Regions from separate parts of the Homo sapiens genome. Here regions 2 and 3 are each linked to region 1. Evidence: chromatin loops called from intact Hi-C (ENCODE). Cell type or tissue: natural killer cell. All regions are shown on one strand.

What was found. Hi-C counts contacts between places; a loop is a spot of excess contacts. Peaks named below come from ENCODE experiments on the same cell type or tissue, not always from the same donor. Only the 100,000 strongest peaks of a DNase experiment are listed, where the experiment ranks them.
Region 2: it touches region 1 in a loop (2.7-fold over the local background); 2 of 110 quality-filtered maps call a loop at or near these places.
Region 3: it touches region 1 in a loop (8-fold over the local background); 2 of 110 quality-filtered maps call a loop at or near these places.

The regions. Positions count from the first base shown.
Region 1 is chr19:6,799,608-6,804,607 of GRCh38, forward strand. All of the region lies in intron 1 of VAV1 (vav guanine nucleotide exchange factor 1), which reads left to right. Among named protein-coding and RNA genes, the nearest start is that of VAV1, 29 kb to the left of the region's middle. RefSeq lists enhancers at 2,105-2,625, 2,416-2,485, 3,368-3,587. In natural killer cell, no CTCF peak of the experiment used is centred here; DNase peaks (open chromatin) are centred at 1,484, 2,034, 2,344, 2,964 and 1 weaker place; H3K4me3 peaks cover 2,061 bases; H3K27ac peaks cover 3,928 bases.
Region 2 is chr19:6,659,346-6,664,345 of GRCh38, forward strand. TNFSF14 (TNF superfamily member 14) reads right to left here. Exons shown (of 4, transcript NM_001376887.1): 4 at 1,908-5,000. Among named protein-coding and RNA genes, the nearest start is that of TNFSF14, 8.3 kb to the right of the region's middle. In natural killer cell, no CTCF peak of the experiment used is centred here; DNase peaks (open chromatin) are centred at 2,606 and 4,416; H3K27ac peaks cover 3,213 bases.
Region 3 is chr19:7,184,277-7,189,276 of GRCh38, forward strand. It overlaps INSR (insulin receptor), which reads right to left. Exons shown (of 22, transcript NM_000208.4): 3 at 40-361. Among named protein-coding and RNA genes, the nearest start is that of INSR, 110 kb to the right of the region's middle. In natural killer cell, no CTCF peak of the experiment used is centred here; a DNase peak (open chromatin) is centred at 2,335; H3K27ac peaks cover 851 bases.

The DNA.
Region 1 (5,000 bases):
CAGCCCCCGACAGGCCCCAGTGTGTGATGTTCCCCTTGGTTGAGGTTTGAATTACTGATGGCACTTTTGGCTATCATGAATCAAGTTGCTAGCTGGATATGGTGGCACATGCCTGTAGTCCTAACTCTTTGGAAGGCTGAGGCAGGAGGATTGCTTGAGCCCAGGAATTTGAGACTGCAGTGAGCTGTGATTGGGCCAGGCTGCACTCCAGCCTGGGTGACAGACTGAGACTGTCTCAAAAAAAAAAAAAAAAAAAAAAGGAAAGAAAAGAAAACAGAATCAAGCTGCTATGAACATTCTGTACAAGTCTTTGTATGGACATGTGCTTTCATTTCTCTTGAGTAAATGCCTGGTAATGGAATATATCGTATGATAGGTGCATGCTTAATGTTTTAAGAAAACTTACCAGGCCAGTCACGGCGGCTCATGCCTGTCATTCCAGCACTTTGGGGAACTGAGGCGGGAGGATTGCTGGAGCCTAGGAGTTTGAGACCAACCTGACCGACATAGTGAGGCTCTGTTTCTTAATTTTTTTTTTTAATAAGAAGAAAATGTACCAACTTTTCTTCCTTTGTGCTGGAATTGCAAGGTAAAAAAATAATAGTAATAACAAGGAAAACGTACCAACTTTTCCAAAGTGGATCTGCCATGTGATGTTCCTGCCAGCTGCTCAGCATGCTTCTCTTCTTTGCTTCACTATCTGTCTCATTTTTTTTTTTTGAGATGGGGTCTTGCTCTGTTGCCCAGGCTGGAGTGCAGTGGCATGATCTCGGCTCACTGCAACCTCTGCCTCCTGGGTTCAAGCGATTCTCCTTCCTCTGCTTTCCAAGTAGCTGGGACTACAGGCGTGTTCCACCACACCCAGCTAATTTTGTATTTTTAGCAGAGACAGGTTTCACTATATGTTGGCCAGGCGCGTCTCAAACTCCTGACCTCAAGTGATCAACCCACCTCAGCGTCCCAAAGTGCTGGGATTACAGGCATGAGCCACCACACCCAGCTTCTTTTTTTTGTTTTGTTTTGTTTTTTGTTTTTTTGAGACATCCTCGGTCTGTTGCCCAGGCTGTGCAGTGGCGTGATCTCGGCTCACTGCCACCTCCGCCTCCTGGGTTCAAGCGATTCTCCTGCCTCAGCCTCCAGAGTAGCTGGGATTACAGGCGCCTGTCACCACGCCTGGCAAATTTTTGTGTGTGTGTGTGTGTGCAGTCGGGGTTTCACCATGTTGCCCAGGCTGGTCTTGAACCCCTGACCTCAAGTGATCCGCCCGCCTCAGCCTCCCAAAGTGCTGGGATTACAGGCGTGAGCCACCGCACCCAGCCGCTCACCATCTCTTTGTCGCCTGCATGGCACCATTCTCTCCTGTACCACCCCAAAGCCTTACCAGGTGCCTCCTGCATTTAACCAGGTCCCATAGCTCTCTGTGCTTCCCGGCACACCCTCTCACCACCCTCATCATCAATTATTCACCTTGCTGACTGCTTAGTGTTTGTCTCCTGGCTGGATTACATAAGCCCTGTAAGGGCAGAGCTCTGTTTGTCTTGATCACCATTAGGTTCTGGTGCTTGGCATACAGTAGGCATTCCACACATGCTTGCTGAATTAATGCATGACCGGGTCTGGGGTGCTGGGTTTCACACCAGGCTCTACCGCAAACATTGGGTCAAGTATTTTCATTCCCGACGTACAGATGAGTCAATTGAATCAACGGAAAGCAAAATGATCCCATCCAAGCTCCCTCAACTTGCCGGGCTGGTCTGGGAGTCGAACCAGATCTGCCTGACCCTCCCACCGGTGCTGAAAAGTGGAGTGTGTGCTGGGGTGGTAGGGGATGGGGCAGAAGAGAGACGGGCTTCCTCACAGAAGGGTTTGAGGGCTAGGATGAGGCGTGCACACTCTGCACCCCTGCTTCGGAGCTTTGAAAGGGTGCACAGCACACCCGCCCTCTCTGGGAACCCTCGGGAGCTTGAGGTTGCCTGATGAAGGGGCTGATGGGTTGAACGCAAAGGGCCCCTCCACCCACCCTTTTTTCTATCTCCCCAACCAAGCCCTGGTAACAGGCATTTCCGGTTTCCGGCCGGCTCCCTGGTGCTGGGGTGGGGGTGGGGAGTTGATTGCTGCCGTCGTGCTTGGCTCTGGGTCCCCTTCTCCCAGACCCCAGAGGCCTCTGTCCCTGCACACTGCTTCCCCGAAGGAGCGTGGAAAGCCAGCCGACCTTTCTGGCTCTTTCTTCATCTTGGGCAGGGGTTTTGTTGATGGGAGGCTGGCTGGCAAATGGGGAAGAATGAACCTCAGGGTTCACCGCAGTGCGCCTGGGTGCTGATTTGCATATGGGCACGATGCCAGCACAGTGGGTGCCCGCCTCTTCCTGGAGGAAGGAAGAGGGGCACTGAGGGGGGTTGCCCCCAGCAGGGAGGAACCGTCCTCATAATGCCTCTCCTACGTTTGTTTAAAGGACCATCATTCTCAGCAAACTATAGCAAGGACAAAAAACCAAACACCGCATGTTCTCACTTATAGGTGGGAATTGAACAATGAGAACACATGGGCACAGGAAGGGGAACATCACACACAGGGGACTGTTGTGGGGTCGGGGAAGTGGGGAGGGATAACATTAGGAGATATACCTAATGCTAAATGAGGAGTTAATGGGTGCAGCACACCAACATGACACATGTATACATATGTAACAAACCTGCACGTTGTGCACATGTACCCTAAAATTTAAAGTATAATAATAATAAAATTAAAAAAAATAAAGGACCTCCTGTCCTTTGCCACTTTCTCACACTCTTCAGGCGACCAGGAAGTCCTTTCTGGTGGTCTAACTGCAGTCACTGCTGCTGTCTGATGGAGCCCCTTTCTTTAGCTGGCCCCACCGCAGCCCGGAGAGGGGATGAATCATGCCCCCTTTCCCCTCTTTGAGGCATCACATGACTGGAAGGAAGCTGTCTCCGGGTTCAGCTGATCTCCCTGAGGTCAGGAGGGAACTTCCTCCCTCGAGCCACAGACACAGCCATCTGCTCTATTGTCTCTGGTGATCTGCCTGCCCATGAGCGCCCTCATTATGCCACTCTCTAAGAGGCACCAGGAGCAGCTTAGTGTGGTTCAAAGAGGCAGTGTTGTACAGAGGTTAGAGGCACAGACTTTGGGATCCAGTGCTGGTATCTGGTTCTCCATTCCTATCTGTGTGGTCCGGGATGGGCAGTATCCCCTCTCTGAGCCTCAGTTGTTTCCTCTGTCAAAGGGAGATTTATTCATTCGACAGATTTTATTGAGCATCTACTATGTGTCAGACATGGTACTAGGTATTGAGGTCCTCTATTTACCCAAAGGAGTTGAACATTTATGTCCACACAAAAACTTACACTCAAGTCTTTGTAGCGGCTTTATTCATGATTGCTGAAACTGGGAGGCAACAAATTGTCCTTCGGTAGATGAATGCGATGTAGGGCAAGGCAAGCCCTAAATTGGGGCTCAGCCTGGGACGGTTCTTTGTTTTGCCCAGGAAAGAATTCCAGGGCGAGCTGGAGGTGTTAGACAGTAGCTTTTACTGAAGTGAAAGTGCATAGCGGCAGTTGCAGAAGTCCTGCTCCTCGCAGAGCAGGGCTACCCCACAGGCTGTGAGCCCGGAGTAATCAGGGTTGCAGTCATCTTTGTACCCACTTTAATTATATGCAAATTAAAGGGCAGATTATGCAAATTTCTAGGAAAAGGGTGGTAACTTCTGGGTTGTCGGGTCATTGCCTTGGGAAAGGAGTAGTAGCTGCTGGTGTTACCATCACAATGGCAAACTGCCATGGCACACTGGTGGGCATGTCTTATGGAAAGGTGCTTCTGCTCCAGCCCTGTTTTAGCTAGTCCTCAATTTGGTCCGTTGTCTGAGCCCCACCTCCAGAGTCAAGTTCCACCTACTTCCTCGTATGGATAAATAAGCTGTGGTGCATCCAGACAATGGAATATTATTATTATTATTAGAGATGGACTTTTGCCCTTGTTGTCCAGGCTAGAGTGCAATGGTGTGGTCTCGGCTCACTGCAACCTCTGCTTCCCAGGTCCAAGCTGTTCTCCTGCCTCAGCCTCCTGAGTAGCTGGGTTTACTGGCACCTGCCACCACACCTGGCTAATTTTTGTATTTTTAGTAGAGATGGGATTTCACCATGTTGGCCAGGCTGGCCTCAAACTCCTGACCTCAGGTGATCCAGCCACGTCGGCCTCCCAAAGTGCTGAGATTACAGGTGTGAGCCACTGCTCCCAGCGCAGACAATGGAATATTATTCAGCACTGAAGAGAGATGAGATGAGCTCTCAAGCCATGAAGAGACACGCAGGAACCCCAAATGCATATTACTAAGTGAAAGAAGCCAGTCCCAAAAGGCTACATACTATATGATACCAGCTATGTGATGTTTCAGAAAAGGCAAAACTGTAGAAGCAGTAAAAAGATCAGTAGTTGTCAGAGGTTAGTGGAAAGGGGGTATGGATAGGCAGAGCATGGAAGCTTTCCACGGCAGTGAAAATACTCTCTATGACACTATAATAGTGGATACCCATCATCATACATGTGTCCAAATCCAGAGAATGTGACGCACGGCAGGCAAGCCCCAAAGTGGGGCTTAGCCTGTGAGGCTTCTTGGTTTCACCCAAGAAGCCTCACAGGCTAAGGAAAGAATTCAAGGGTGATTCCAGTGGTAGGGTAGACGAAAACAGCTTTATTGCCGTGGCAGTGTTACAGCTCCATGACTGCTCTTGCAGGGCTACCCCACAGGCTGAGAGTAGCAGCTCAGGGCAGTTTGGCGGTCCTATTTATATTTATTTATTTATTTATTTAGAGACAGAGTCTTGCTCTGTCGCCCAGGCTGGAGTGCAGTAGTGCAATCTCAGCTCATTGCAACCTCTGCCTCCCAGGTTCAAGCAATTCTCCTGCCTCACCCTTCTGAGTAGCTGGGATTACAGGCGCGTGCCACCACGCCTGACTAACTTTTGTATTTTTAGTAGAGATGA
Region 2 (5,000 bases), 140 kb before region 1:
TTTTTTTTTTTGAGACGGAGTCTCGCTCTGTCACCCAGGCTGGAGTGCAGTGGAGCGATCTCGGCTCACTGCAACCTCCGCCTCCTGGGTTCACACCATTCTCCTGCCTCAGCCTCCCGAGTAGCTGGGACTACAGGCACCTGCCACCACGCCCGGCTAATTGTTTTGTATTTTTAGTAGAGACGGGGTTTCCCTGTGTTAGCCAGGATGGTCTCGATCTCCTGACCTCGTGATTCACCCACCTCGGCCTCCCAAAGTGCTGGGATGACAGGCGTGAGTCACCGCGCCCGGCCGAGAAATTTTGTAACATGCGTTGGAGAGGGCTCCAATCTCTACAGGGCTGGGAAGAAGAGTTTCCCATTCTGGAGGCAATTAACAAGGTTTAAGCAGAAATATAAAACCCAGCACGGACAGAGAAATTCACGGCCTAGAGGGCTGCAGTATCGGAAGAACAGAGGTAGATGTGCGGGGTAAGGGATGGGGATGAGGAGGAAAAGGGGCCACTCGGATCTTCTCAGGCTGGGAGGAGCCGTGCTGGGCAGCGCTGGGTCGCCAGGACTACTCCGCAGTCCCCCCGCCCCGCCTCCAGGCCCCGTCAGGCGCTGCAAGCCCAGCTCAGAAGCCCGGGCCCGGGACCAAGGTCACCGCAGCAGTCCGGGCCCCTGCGTTCTGAGCCGGGTGCGGACGCGCCGGTAGTCGGGGAAGTCAGGGTCTTTGACGCCTGAAGGCGCAGGAGCGGGGGTCCCTGGGGGAGAGGGTCCAGCACCGTCACCTCCCACTCCTCATCCGTGGGTTGGGGAGCCCCTGCTGTGGGGGAAGGAGGCTGTTTCGTTTGTAAACTGGCGGAGGAGTGGCCCCTGGGCCTGGCAACCCGAAGAGACACGCCTGAGACCCCCTGTAATAGAAAATCTGCACTAAAGGACTTTGAAGAAGTCCTTGCCCAGTCGTCTTGGGCAATATGGGTGACCTGACCCATGAAATTTAGACAGACACCAAACAGGACAATAGACACTAAACAGGACAATAGACACTAGGGTATATAGACAATTATGACAATTTTTATAGACAGACAAGGGGTGGGGGTCCCGTGATGGGATCAGTCAGATGCCCGCCTGGCCACTCCCCTTGTGAGGACTCAGGCTCCTCTTAGCTTTGGCAGGCCGGTATAAACGCCCGTTCAGATCCAGCTATGCTCAATGCTGCCCTAAGCCTTATGAGGTCACCACGGAACCACAGGTGAGGGCCCACTCGAACTCTGTAGCTTTTGCCGTGGAGCTACAAACTGAAAATTCAAGCGCGAGCCCTTGACCTCCACATTCACTCACTCACTCACACAGAGTTTATTACAATTCTTCAATACCCGTTTTAAAACAGAGGTCTCCTTGAGACCTCAACGAGAGGAGAAGAGATAGAGAGAGAGAGAAAGAAAGAGACTAGTCTTACAGAGATGCCTGACAGAAACCAGGACTCTGTCCTCCAGCATCCTGGAATTTGGACAGAGTCAGAGGGATGCCCTCATCAGAGCCGCTTCCCTCCCAGAGAAACAGAGTCAGACAGAAACCAGGACTCTGTCCTCCAGCGTCCTGGAATATGGACAGAGTCAGAGGGACGCCCTCATCAGGGCCACCTCCCTCCCAGAGAAACAGAGTCAAATCTGACTTACCTTCCCGGGACCAGACACTGAGGACTCAGGAGTTGAATTTGGTTGAGGACACCGGCAGCCGATCCGTTCCCCTCTGGAAGACGGTGGCCTACACGTCCCTGGAACGTCTTTAGGTGGCGCCTCCCCTATAAGCTCGCCGTCTGTCCAGGGGAGCCCGGAACGGGTCCAGATTTCACCCGGTGGCGGATCTCGCTGTGGCCTCCAAATGTTGTAACTGAGTGAGTTATAGAGAAATGCCACACTCTTAGACTAATTCAGGAGTCCTTTATTAGCCGGCGACTGAGAGACGGCTAGCGCTCAAAATTCTCTCCACCCCAAAGAAGGGGCTAGGTTTCTTTTTATACCTTGGTTTAGAAGGGGAAGAGGGAGCCGAGCTGAAGCAATTTTACAGAAGCAAAACAGGCAAGAAAGTGAAAAAGATAAATGGTAACAGAAAAACAAACAGTTCCAGGTGCAGGGGCTTTAAATCTATCACAAGGTGATAGACGCGGGGGCTTTGGGTGCTATCAACCGGACGAATTCCTGGGAATTGTGGATATAGCTTGTCACAGTATCTTATCAGTAATCGCATTCTTGGATGTGCTGGGAGTCAGCTTAAGTCCTTGAGGAAGGGGGGTGGGTGAGAGACTGCAAGCGAAGAAGCCAAAATAGAGTCTGCCTGGCCCTCTCAGCTAAGGGAGAGTCAATCACGTTAAACACAAGGTAGGGTATCACATTGGAATTACAGGCATGAGCCACTGCACCCAGCCGACATCACCATCCTTCCTGACTCTGAATTTATATACTACTAACCAGCAATCATTTTCCTCCACCTATTCAACACAGAAGTACCTAACAGTAAAAGATGAGAGATACCTATCTGGCATGTGAGAAAATGATATATAGCTACTGACGGGGATTTCCTTTGAGGATGCTGAGTAAACTTCGTGGTGTGTGCCTGCATTTCCACTGCAATCTATCACATGTGATGAGTTGTGGAATTTCCCACTTGTGGCATCACACTGGGGCTCAAAGAGTTTCAGATTTTGGAGCATGTTTTTTTGTTTTTTGAGATGGGAGCCTTGCTCTGTCACCCAGGCTGGAGTGCAGTGGTGTGATCTCAGCTCACTGCAACCTCAACCTCCAGGGTTCCTGCCTCAGCCTCCCGAGTAGCTGGGGTTACAGGTGCCCCCCACCACACCCAGGTAATTTTTTGTATTTTTAGTAGAGATGGGGTTTCGCCATGTTGGCCAGGCTGGTCTGGAGCTCCTGACCTCAGGTTATCCGTCCACTTTGACCTCCCAAAGTGCTGGGATTACAGGTATGAGCCACCACGCCCGGCCTAGATTTTGGAGCATTTTGAATTTGGGATGGTGAATCTGTACTGTTGTTCCTCTCCCCCCACAACCATCTTGCCGATGGGGAAACTGAAGCATTGAGAGGTGATGGAAATTGCTGGAGGTCATATAGCTGGTGAGTGGCAGAGTGGACTCAGAACCCAGGATCATCTGATTGCAAAATCTGTTTCCTTCATCTCTGTACTGTGCAACAATGACAAGAATACTATTGGCGATAACAACAATAACCCACAAATTTTGACTTGTCATTCACAACAACAACAAAACAATAATAACAATACATTCACCTCTGGGGTCGAAACCCATATCCTAGAATCCTAGGAACTAAGGATTCCCTCCAGCCACACTGCAGCAATGCTCATTTGCATAGACCCTCTAATTTGTATGCATATCATTATCTGCCCCCACCCAACCCACCAGCTCCCTGTGTTTTATGCTTCCAGCTGGCTTGGCGGATTGTCATTCTGTCCTGGATGTGTCTAATAAGGGCGTCTTGCGGGATGTAGCCTCTACTTCCTCAGGAATTGTGGATTGGAGAGGAAGCCAGATCCAGACGTGAGGTCTCTGGTTTCCCCCACATTTCCTGCATGGACTTGAGCCAACTGGGTCCAGGTTCCTCATCTGTAGAATGACCTCCATGGGTCATTACCTCCATCCCTCTGCCTCTAGGAGCCACCACTTGTTGCTGATGGTTGCCCCCCATCCGACTCCTCCCTTTCCCTGTGGGGCTCTTTAGGCCTGACAATTCCTCTCCACCCTTCTTCAGTTTGTTCCCCTAAGAACTAGACAGATCCAGGTACAACTATTTGCCATTTATTTCAAAGATCAGTGGTTAAGAGGCCCAGGGTTATGAACAAGGTCTGGTCCTCACCCCGAGATGTGTTAGTCTGGGCTGGGGAGGGCCCTCAGGCTGTGTGTATATGTGTGTAATGTTGTGTGTTTGTCATTGTGATGTGTGTGTGATGTGTGTGTCATTGTGATGTTGTGTGTGTGTAATGTTGTGTTTGTCATTGTGATGTGTGTGTAATGTGTGTTTGTCATCGTGATGTTGTGTGTGTAATGTGTGTTTGTCATCGTGATGTTGTGTGTGTAATGTGTGTTTGTCATTGTGATGTTGTGTGTGTGTAATGTGTATTTGTCATGGTGATATTGTGTGTGTGTATGTGTGTAACCAGGTCTGACTATAACTTGGTCTGTCTGTGTCTAATGTAATGAGTATTAATTACCAAGTGTGACGGTGACACCTCTGGGAGTGGCTGTGTAGCTGGGATGCTGTCTGAGTTTTGTGTGCTTGTGTTATAACATACACACAGTGCTGTGACTGTCTGTGATGCCGTCTGTGACTTCCATGTGATTGTGTGGTTGTGCATGAATCTGGCACTTCGCGTGTATGAGTCTATAGTTGTGAAAGAGTGGCTGAGATTATGCAGCCATGTGACAGATTTTGTGGGATGCCATAGGTGTGACTGTAGAGTCATTCTTCCTTCCTTTCAATCAGCAAGCATTTCCCTAGAGCATGCTTTGTGCCAGGCCCTGGGCCGGATGCCGGGGACAGATCCGTGGTGTCCTATTAGGGATGTCTATGCTTGGCAGTGATGAAATCAGCCATGGTGGTAGCATTTACACCATGGAAATTGGCAAACATTACAAAGCTGTCCCCCTCCCAGGACAGCTGGTTGTTAAACAGTTATGAGCACGCTGCCGTGCTCATGTATCTGAGTGTAACTCTTTGTGACCAGGCTGAGGTGTGGCCACCAGTCTGTGGGTGGGATCTGAGTATGTGGGGTGGGGCTGGGCTCTTCATGATGAGTCCCGATGATCAGTCTCCCGCCCACCCTGTCCGTACTCATGATGAGAGTAGGGAAGTGGATGAAGTTTCCCACCCCCAGCCAAGTCCCTGGAATCCCAAGCCCCACTTTCTTCTGAATCAAAAGCATAAATACCCACCCCTCACCCCTTCTTCCTGAATATCAGGCAAATCAACTTTACCCCATGTTTGG
Region 3 (5,000 bases), 380 kb after region 1:
TCCTCTCGGCTGCCCCCCAGACCCACATCCAGAACTCACTTGCTGGAATTCATCGTGTACCCGGAGGGACACTCAGGGATGCACTTGTTGTTGTGAATGACGTACTGGTGGCAGCCCTGCCTCCGCGAGTTCTTGCATTTGTGGTGCAGGTCCTGGCAGAAGCTGAAGTTCACACAGCGCCAGTCCTGGAAGTGGTAGTACGGGGGCGGGCAGGTCTCCACACACCTGCCGTCCAGGTAGAAGTTGCGGCAGGCCACGCACTTGGTGGGGTCGTCGGGCTGAGAACAGTTGCCCAGGCACTCGCTGTGGCAACAGAGGCCTTCGGCGGTGCAGCCGTGTGACTTACAGATGGTCGGGCAAACTGGAGAGAGAGAGAGAGAGAGAGGGAAATAAATAAATAAATAAATAAATAAATAAATAAATAAATAAATGGCTTTGTCCAATTCCTGTCTGCATATGCAGCAATTCTGGATCAGACAGTGAAAGCCAACCAAACACTAACAGTAAAAGCGGCACGTCTACATCATTACCCACATGTCAGACACATCTATTAACTGGTTTAAGCCTCCAAACCATTGGTGAGCTTGTAAATGTTTAACAGCTGCCTGAGGGAGGGGCCCAGGGAGGCCCAGATTTATATAGCATTTGCCGATTTCCATGGTGTAAATATTCCTACCAGTGGTGGATTTCAGGCCACCAACATGAAGTTACTAAACATAAGCTGACAAAAGATACACAGTAGCATTCCTCTAAGTAGTATTTATAAGTATACACAAAATGTATCTACTATTGACACAAAAGTAGTAAATAACCTCAACAGCACAAATAATAGGAAAACATCGTATGATATTAGGAGGTGGTGAGTTTTGAGTATTTGTTACTTTTAAAAAGCTTTGTTAATTTAAAAACTTTTGTTTTTAATGTAATTTGTTTAACTGTAGGTTTATGTAATTTTTATGAATATCTATGTTTAACAAATGGCTCACAAATTGCCTGAAAATTTCACCACTGGCTCCAGCAAGCCAACTCCAGCATGCTGCTGCACCCCACATGTGAAGTAGATACACTGTTAGCTCCTTTATTTTTTTGTTTTACAAATGGGGAAACTGAGGTACAGGGAGGTTAAGTAACTTGCCCCCAAACCACTGATTGCTTCAACAGACATTTGCTTGCACTAATCTAGATACTGTGGCCACTGTGGGGAAAAAAGTGGCTGCAGATCCTGCCTTTGGGAGCACAAGGTCTAATGGAGGAGACATGTTAGTTACTTAAACATGCAAATGTGGCTCGGTGTGGTGGCTCACGCCTGTAATCCTAGCAATTTGGGAGGTCGAGGCGGGTGGATCACCTGAGGTCAGGAGTTTGAGACCAGCCTGGTCAACATGGTGAAACCCTGTCTCTACTAAAAATACAAAAATTAGCTAGGTGTGCTGGTGCATGCCTGTAATCCCAGCTGCTCAGGAGGCTGAGGCACGAGAATCACTTGAATCTGGGAGGTGGAGGCTGCAGTGAGCCATGATCGTGCCACTATACTCCAGCCTGGGCAACAAGTGCAAAATTCTGTCAAAAAAAAAAAAAAAAAAGAGAGAGAGAGACAAAGAGAGAGAGAAAAGGAAGGAAGGAAGGAAAAAAAAAAGGCTGGTTGTGGTGGCTCATGCCTGTAATCCTAGCACTTTGGGAGGCCAAGGTGGGCGGATCACCTGAGGTCAGGAGTTTCAGACCAGCCTGGCCAACATGGTGAAACCCCATCTCTACTGATGATACAAACAATTAGCCGGGTGTGGTGGTGGGCGTCTGTAATCCCAGCTACTCAGGAGGCTGAGGCAGGAGAATCGCTTGAACCTGGGAGGGGAGGTTGCAGGGAGCCGAGATCATGCCACTGCACTCCAGCCTTGGTGACAGAGGGAGACTCTGTCTCAAAACAAAAAATGAAACAAAACAAAAAATAAGAAAGAAAGTTGGGGAGTGTTCTTCACCCCAAATCCCCAGACTGTGATTCTCAGCACAGTGGATCCCACCGGCCAAACTCAGGGAACAGAAGTGGCCCCAGAAGCTACATCCATATATGAACAGCACCATCTGGTCGAAATTTCTGCGATGACGGAAATGTTCTCTATCTGGGCCATCCAACATAGTAGCCACTTCTCCCCTGTGGCTTCTGAATGTGCTTAGTGCAACTAGGAAATCCAATTTTTTTTTTAATTGTGGTAAAATACACATAGCATAAAATTCACCATTGTAATCATGTTTAAATGTATAGTTCAGTGGTATTAAATACTTTTATGTGGCTATGCAACCATCACCACCACCCATCTCCAGAACTTTCTCACCTTAACCAAACTGAAACTCTGCCCCCATGAAACAGTCACACTCATCCTCCTCCCCAACTCCTGGCACCTGCCATTTTACTTTCTTTTTCTTTTCTTTTTTTTTATTTTTATTTTTTGAGATGGAGTCTTGCTTTGTTGCCCAGGCTGGGGTGCAGTGGCGCGATCTCAGCTCACTGTAACCTCTGCCTCCCGGGTTCAAGTGATTCTCCTGCCTCAGCCTCCAGAGTAGCTGGGATTACAGACGCCCACCACCACACCCAGCTAATTTTTGTATTTTTAGTAGAGATGGGGTTTCACCATGTTGGCCGGGCTGGTCTTGAACTCCTAACCTCGTGATCCTCCTGCCTCAGCCTCCCAAAGTGCAGGGATTACAGGTGTGAGCCACTGCGCCCGACATCCCATTTTACTTTCTGTCTCTGTGACTCTGATGACTCTAGGAACCTCATATAAGTGGAATAATATAGGATTTATTCTTTTTTAAAAAATTTATTTTGAGATGGAGTCTCACTCTGTCACTCAGGCTGGAGTGCAGTGACTCGATCTCGGCTCACTGCAACCTCCACCTCCTGGGTTCAAGGAATTCTCCTGCCTCAGCCTCGAGTAGCTGGGATTACAGGTGCCCACCACCACACCCCGCTAATTTTTTTGTATTTTTAGTAGAGACGGGGTTTCACCGTGTTGGCCAGGCTGGTCTCGAACTCCTGACCTCAAGTGATCCACTCACCCTGGCCCCCCAAAGTACTGGAATTACAGGTGTGAGCCACTGTGCCCAGCCTAGCTGCAGTATTTTACATTCCCACCAACAGTGTACCAGGGCTCCAATTTTTACCAAGGAACAAAACTTTTAACTGCATTTCATTTTAATTTCAGTTTAAAATTTTTAAAAAGTTTTACATTGATACAGAATATTTTACACATTTATGGGGTACTTGTGATATTTTGTCATATGGATAAAATGTGTAACGATTTCTTTTTTGGGTGTGTGATGGGGTCTGGCTCTGTCACTTAGGTTCTGGGGTACAGTGACACAGTGACAGTTCACTGCAGCCTCAATCTCCTGGGCTCAGGTGATCCTCCCACCTCGGCCTCTTGGGTAGCTGGAATAATGGACATGCGCCACCACGCCCAGCTAAGTGTTTAATTTTTTGTAGAAATGGGGTCTCACTATGTTGCCCAGGCTGGTCTCGAACTCCTGGCTCAAGCGATCCTCCCACCTCAGCCTCCCAAAGTGCTGAGATTACAAGTATGAGCCACTGTGCCTGACACAATTCCAATGTTTACTAGCCACAGATGACTACCGTCTCCCAGACGAGACAGTTCAGGCATACAGAATAAAAGCCAACTCCCTACAGGCCTTGGGGGGTCTAATCCCTGCCAGTCTTGCTAAATTCTTCTCCCAGGCTGGCCTCCTTTCTGCACCTCCCACCCACACACACCCAGGCTCAGCCCTACCTTAGGACCTTGCACAAGCTGTTCTGGGTGGAGCACCCTGGTCCCTTGTCCCCTTGTGACTTGCTCCTTTGCATCCTTCAGGTCCTTACACAGATCTTCCCTGACTTCCCCAGCAGAAGTCGCCCTTCCTGCTCCATTCATAAGCTAACACATTATCTCATTACATTTTCCTTATGGCATGGATCACTCTTGAAAATTATCTTGGGGCTGGGCGCGGGGGCTCACACCTATAATCCCAGCACTTTGGGAGGCTGAGGTGGGTGGATTATTTGAGGTCAGGAGTTCAAGACCAGCCTGGCCAACATGGTAAAACCCCGACTCTACTAAAAATACAGAAATTAGCTGGGCGTGGTGGTGGGCGCCTGTAATCCCAGCTACTCAGCTACTCAGAAGGCTGAGGCACAAGAATCACTTGAACCTGGGAGGTGGAGGTTGCAGTGAGCTGAGATCCACTGCACTCCAGGCTGGCTGACAGAGTGAGACTCCGTCCAAAAAAAAAAAAAAAACAAGAATATTAGGAAGTTCTAATAGGGCTAAGCACAGTGGCTGATGCTTGTAATCCCAGCACTTTGAGAGGCTGAGGTGGGTGGACCACTTGAGGTCAGGAGTTCAAGACGACCAGCCTGACCAACATGGTGAAACCCGTCTCTACTAAAAATACAAAAATTAGTCGGGTGTGGTGGTGCTTGCCTATAATCCCAGCTACTCGGGAGGCTGAGGCAGTAGAATCGCTTGAACGCAAGAGGAGTTTGCAGTGAGTCAAGATTGTGCCACTGAACTCCAGCCTAGGTGACAGAGCGAGACTCTATCTCAAAAAAAAAAAAAAAAAAAAAAAGGGAGGGGGGATTGTTAATAAGAGTCCCTTCCTTCCTTCTTAAGGCTGTTGCAAGAAATAAACAGGATGACGTCAGTAACACATCAGATTCTTTGATAGAGACATTTTTAGGCTTGATAGAAATTAACTACAGAGGGTATCTATAATTATCATAATTATCAACATCATTAACACTGATCTGTCTGTGGGAACCTGAGGGCTGAAATTCAATTGAAGGAAGCAATATACAAGGCAGACAACAATGATCCAGGACCCACGGAGTTCCAGCACTCTGGCAAGGAAACACACACACAAGAGGAAGGGGCTTGTTTCCTGGGCTGGAGCCACTTCAGAGGGTCAGCCCTTTCATTCAAAAGAGGCGTCATCAATGGCCTAACACAAAC